2 separate regions of the Homo sapiens genome follow, and region 2 is linked to region 1. Evidence: read pairs that join two places in POLR2A ChIA-PET (ENCODE). Cell type or tissue: Panc1. All regions are shown on one strand.

Region 1 (2,500 bases):
GAGGGGAGGCTGAGGGCACCATCCAGCTGGAGAGCAGGGCTTGTGGGAGAAATGGCCTGGATTTCTCTGATGCAGCCATTTGGGGGATTGGAGGCAGAGGCTTCTCCAGGGATGGGGGTCTCCAGGCTCGCTCTGACGACCCCTCCCTCCCTCTGCAGCATCTGTAGTTGGGTCTGCTTGAAACTGCTCCTCGCCCTGCCCGAGTGACGGGGAGTCAGAACAATCTCTTTACAGCTGGGGGCCCAGAGGAGGAGTGGGTCTGGGGCCCAGAGGAGGAGTGGGTCTGGAGCCCAGAGGAGGAGTGGGTCTGGGGTCCAGAGCTCGGGGATGCCAGTTCCCGCATCTGTTTGCTCGACTCCAGAGTGCCTTGACCTAGTCCATAGCGGTTCAGTGCAGCTCACTAAGGATGGCCACCCGTGCTATCCTCCAAGCTGTCACAGGTACCAGGTAAGAGGTAGGGCAGTGGGAGGGGGGGATCCTTCTGGAACCCCAGTCCCCAAGATGGGAGTCCCTGGCCACCACTTCTGAGCTGTGTGGCCCCGGACAGGCAGTTTCTCCTTACTGAGGCTCAGTTCATCCTGTGTGCGCTGTGGGGGTGATGAATGTGGCACATCCCTGGCACCCCAAAATGACGGCTCTTATTACAGTGGAAAGTCCGGGCACACCTGCTACCCTCCCCCCACTGTGTTGTTCTAGAACATTGGTTCTCAAAGTGTGGTCACCGCACCACCCGCAACAGTGTTGCCCAGGAACCTGTTAGAAATGAAAATTCCCCGGCCCCACCTCAGAACGACTGAATCAGAAACTCTGGGGTGGGGCCCAGCGCTCTGTGTTGAACAAGCTTCCTGGGGATTCAGATGTGCACTCAGGATTGGGGACCACTCCTTTAGGTCATCCACATAACCACGACACTTCCCTGCTCTAAACCCTTCCATGGCTCCCAACTGCTTTCTGGATAAAATTGAAAGGCTCTAACCAGCATTCAAAGCCCTCCCCTTGTGGCCCTGGCTGACAGGAGGTGGCCAGCCTGTTTTCCCAGCCCCGTGACAGGCTGCTGGAGGTGACTCATGCCTCGGACCTGTTTACCTGGTGCCCAGCCAGGCTGACAGACAGGGACGAGGGCAGGAGAAAATGACAGAGCACATGCTAACGACGTGTGTGGCTCCTGGTGGCGGTTCGAGGCTCATTCTGTTACCGCCGTGTGAACTGGCCAAGTTGCTTCACTGTCTGGAGCCTCAGTGTTCTCATCTGTCCAGTGGGGATGATAACAGCGCGTCTGCCTAGGTCGGCTAGGACGAAACACGATCACCTGTGCAAAGTGCTCAGCCTGGTGCCTAGCAAACAACAGGTGCCTTAGAATACTAAGGGCCCACAATCCCTTGAGACTGGAGGTTTCAGGATTCTGGGTTTTTCAGGTTTTAAAAAGGGAAATACAGTTGACCCTTGAGCAACATGGGGGTTACGGGTGCTGACCTCCGACACAGTCAAAATCCACCTATAACTTTGGACTTCCCTGAAACTTAATGACTGATAGCCTTCTGCTGACTGGAAGCCATAACATAAATGGTCAGTTAACACATATTTTGTGTGTTATATGTTGTATATACTATATGCTTAAAATAAGTAAGCCAAAGAAAAGGAAATGTTTTTAAGAAAATCATAAAGAAGAGAAAATACAGTTACTGTTCATTAAGCGGAAGTGGATCATCATAAAGATCTTCATCCTTATCCTCCTCACGGTGAGTAGCCGGAGGAGGGAGAGGCAGAGGAGGGGTTGGTCCTGGTGTCTCAGGGGTGGGAGAGGCAGAAGAACATCCATGTAAGAGGGGACTTATTCAGTTCAAACCTGTGTTATTCAAAGGTTAACTGTACACCCTTTATCACCTAACACACCCAATGGGGATCTTCATCCATAAACAAACACACAACTGTTTCTGCATCAAAACATGCACGTGCAAAGTGGAAAAAAATAAAAACTATCAGTATGTAGCTTCCCATTAGTTCAGGCCATGCTAAGGCTCTTGGACTTTATCCAGAAGGCAATAGGGAGCTACAGAAGACTTTAGAGCGTGGAAGTGGCATGGTCAGGTAGATGCCTTAAAAGAGTGGTGCCCAAACAGAGTGTGCATCAGAAGTCCCTCGAGGACTTGTTAAATGCAGAATCCTGGGCCCCCACAGTCACTCAGGCCTCCTGGCTGCTGGTGAGGACAGCACGGCGACTCTCCCGTGTTTCAGATTTTACAGGACTGTGGGGCTCAGAGTGATGACATTACTTGTTCAAGGCCTCATGGCTTGTGAATGGTGGAGCTGGGTCATGCCAAATGAGCTTTGGGGCCAAACTTATGAACTATCTTTTGGTTTTCAGGGTTTTGGAATTATGGGTAAGGGATCGTGAGCCAGAATGGATGACCCTCGTGTCGGGCTTAGCGAGAGGCCTGTGACAGCGAGAGAACATAGGCTTTGGGGTGCAGATCCTGGTTCTACCGTTTCTGGATTGTTT
Region 2 (2,500 bases), 98 kb before region 1:
AACATGCTGAAACCCCGTCTCTACTAAAAACAAAAACAATTAGCTAGGCATGGTGGCGCATGCCTGTAATCCCAGCTACTCAGGAGGCTGAGGCAGGAGAATTGCTTGAACCTGAGAAGCAGAGGTTGCAGTGAGCAGAGATGGAGCCACTGCACTCCAGCCTGGGTGACAGAGGGAGACCCCGTCTCAAAAAAAAAAAAAAAAATAGAAAAATTGTCTTGGGCCACACATAAAATACAGTAACACGGGCTGGGTGCGGTGGCTCACGCCTGTAATCCCAGCACTTTGGGAGGCCATGGCCGAGCACCTGAGGTCAGGACTTCAAGACCAGCCTGACCAACATGGTGAAACCCCGTCTCTACTAAAAATACAAAAAATTAGCCGGGTGTAGTGGTGGGTGTCTGTAATCCCAGCTACTTGGGAGGCTGAGGCAGGAGAATGGCTTGAACCCAGGAGGCGGAGGTTGCAGTGAGCTGAGATTGCGCCATTGCACTCCAGCCTGGGCAACAAGAGCAAAACTCCATCTCAAAAAACAAACAAACAAAAAAACAGTAACACAAACAATAGCTGATGAGGAAAACAAATCACAAAAAATCTCATAATGTTTTAAGAAAGTTCAAGAATTTGTGTTGGGCTGGATTCAAAGCTGTCCTGGGATGCATTCAAAGCCATCCGGGGCCACAGGCAGCCTGCAGACCACACATTGGACAAGGTTGAGCTAAGGCCTGACAACAACCCTGTGAATGAATTTGGAAATGGATCCTTCTGCTCCAGTGGAGGCTTGACATGACCACGGCCCTGGCCCCCAGCTTGACTGCAACCTCGTGAGAGACTCTGAGCCACAGGCAGCCAGCTGAGTTGCACCTGGATTCCTGTGTGATAACAAATGTTTGTTGCTTTAGCCCCTAGGTTTAGGGTAATTGGTTATGCAGTAGCAGATAACAAATACATTGGCCTAAGACAGAGCTTGCTGTGAGGATGGAGTAACATGTATAGTGCCCACACATAGTAGGTGCTAATTCATTGCTTGTCTAATGAGTCAGTCAATAAACAAATGAATGTTCTATAACACCGAATGTTCTCTGAATCCAAATGTTCACTCCCTTCCACCCACTCCCGTCCAAAACATCACCAAAAGTTGTTTTAAGCAGAGAATGGCTGGGTCAGATTTGTTTTTCTGTAATGGGAGATGGGTTTGTGTCCCATGGGTGCGGCCGGTTCATCTGTGGTCTGGGTGAAGAGAGATTTAAAAATAATAATCCTTTGTCAGCTCAGAGAGGACTTTAGTGTAACTTAGATCTCATAGCAGGTAGGTCTCTGGAGAAACAACTCTCCTTTCTCACTCTATTAAAGTCTCTTGACCAACTAGAAGACACTCATGTGTTCATTCATTCATCCTTTCTTGTATTTGTTCATTATACCATTATTCACTGAATACCTCTTTTAGGCAGATACTCTGGATGTAGAAATGAACCTGACATACCTCAAATTTCAAAAAAGAAGGGAGGAGGTAAGCAAAAGTGTGATACCATCACAAAAAAATCAGGGACAGGGAAAGGGTCACGTATCTCTGGTGCAGTTTTTTGTGATAAGTGCAGTGACAAGGGTGGTACCAGAGGATCTGGGAGTCTAGAGGGAGTCCCTGATTCCACCCGTGGGGATGAATTGGTCTGAACTCTTTCAGCTGAAAGTGACAGAAATCATCTAAAAGCAACACACACTGTCTATGGCACTCAAAAAAAAAAAAGAAAAAAGGAAGGAAGGAGGGAAGGAAGGAAGAAAGGGAGGGAGGGAGAAAGAAAGAAAAAAGAAAAATTAAAGTCCAAAAGTCCAGAGGTAGATTTGGATTTCAGGCACAGTTGGATACAGGCACTTCAACAATTGCATCAGGAATCTGTCTCTTCCCATCCCCAGGTTCTTCTTTGTTTTCCTCTGGCCTCGTCTTGAGGCAGGCTTCCCCTTGTGCTGGCAAAATGTGTGCCTGTAGCTCCAGGCTGATATTTTCCCACTCAGCAATGCCAGGAGATAAAGATTACCACTTCCCCCGTACCTCCTGAAAGGCTCCTGGGCTGACCCCCAAGGGTCTGGCTTAGGTCACAGCCTAAACAGTGGCTCCAGGGGTTTGGAGAGTGCTGATTGGCCAGGCCTAGGCTGGCAGCCAGGCCCTCAAACCTGGGGTGGAGTCACCCTCATCCTACACACACAGACTCAGATGGAAGAAGAGTGGTTCCCTAAAGAAGAGTCTGGGCAGTGCAGCCAGAGAAGGAGGTATTGGGAGGCTAAACCATCAGGTGTCTTGGACAGAGTCAGGAAAGCTTCTGGGAGGAGGAAGAGTCTGAGCTGAGACCTGATGAAGAAGTTAGTCAAGGGGAGAGAAGCAGGCTGGGTACATTAGTTATCTATTGCTGCAAAACACGTTACCCAAAATTTAAAACTTTAAAACAATACACAAGGTCTTAGTCCATTTTCTGTTGCTATACAGAATACCACAGACTGGGGA

Evidence for each region. ChIA-PET counts read pairs that join two places held together with the same protein. Peaks named below come from ENCODE experiments on the same cell type or tissue, not always from the same donor. Only the 100,000 strongest peaks of a DNase experiment are listed, where the experiment ranks them.
Region 2: POLR2A ChIA-PET joins it to region 1 with 6 read pairs; 6 of 35 experiments call an interaction of 5 or more read pairs at or near these places.

The regions. Positions count from the first base shown.
Region 1 is chr5:172,730,126-172,732,625 of GRCh38, reverse strand. No RefSeq gene overlaps it. Among named protein-coding and RNA genes, the nearest start is that of DUSP1, 40 kb to the left of the region's middle. In Panc1, no CTCF peak of the experiment used is centred here; a DNase peak (open chromatin) is centred at 1,060; H3K27ac peaks cover 979 bases.
Region 2 is chr5:172,827,649-172,830,148 of GRCh38, reverse strand. No RefSeq gene overlaps it. Among named protein-coding and RNA genes, the nearest start is that of ERGIC1, 5.4 kb to the left of the region's middle. In Panc1, no CTCF peak of the experiment used is centred here; no DNase peak of the experiment used is centred here; H3K27ac peaks cover 1,806 bases.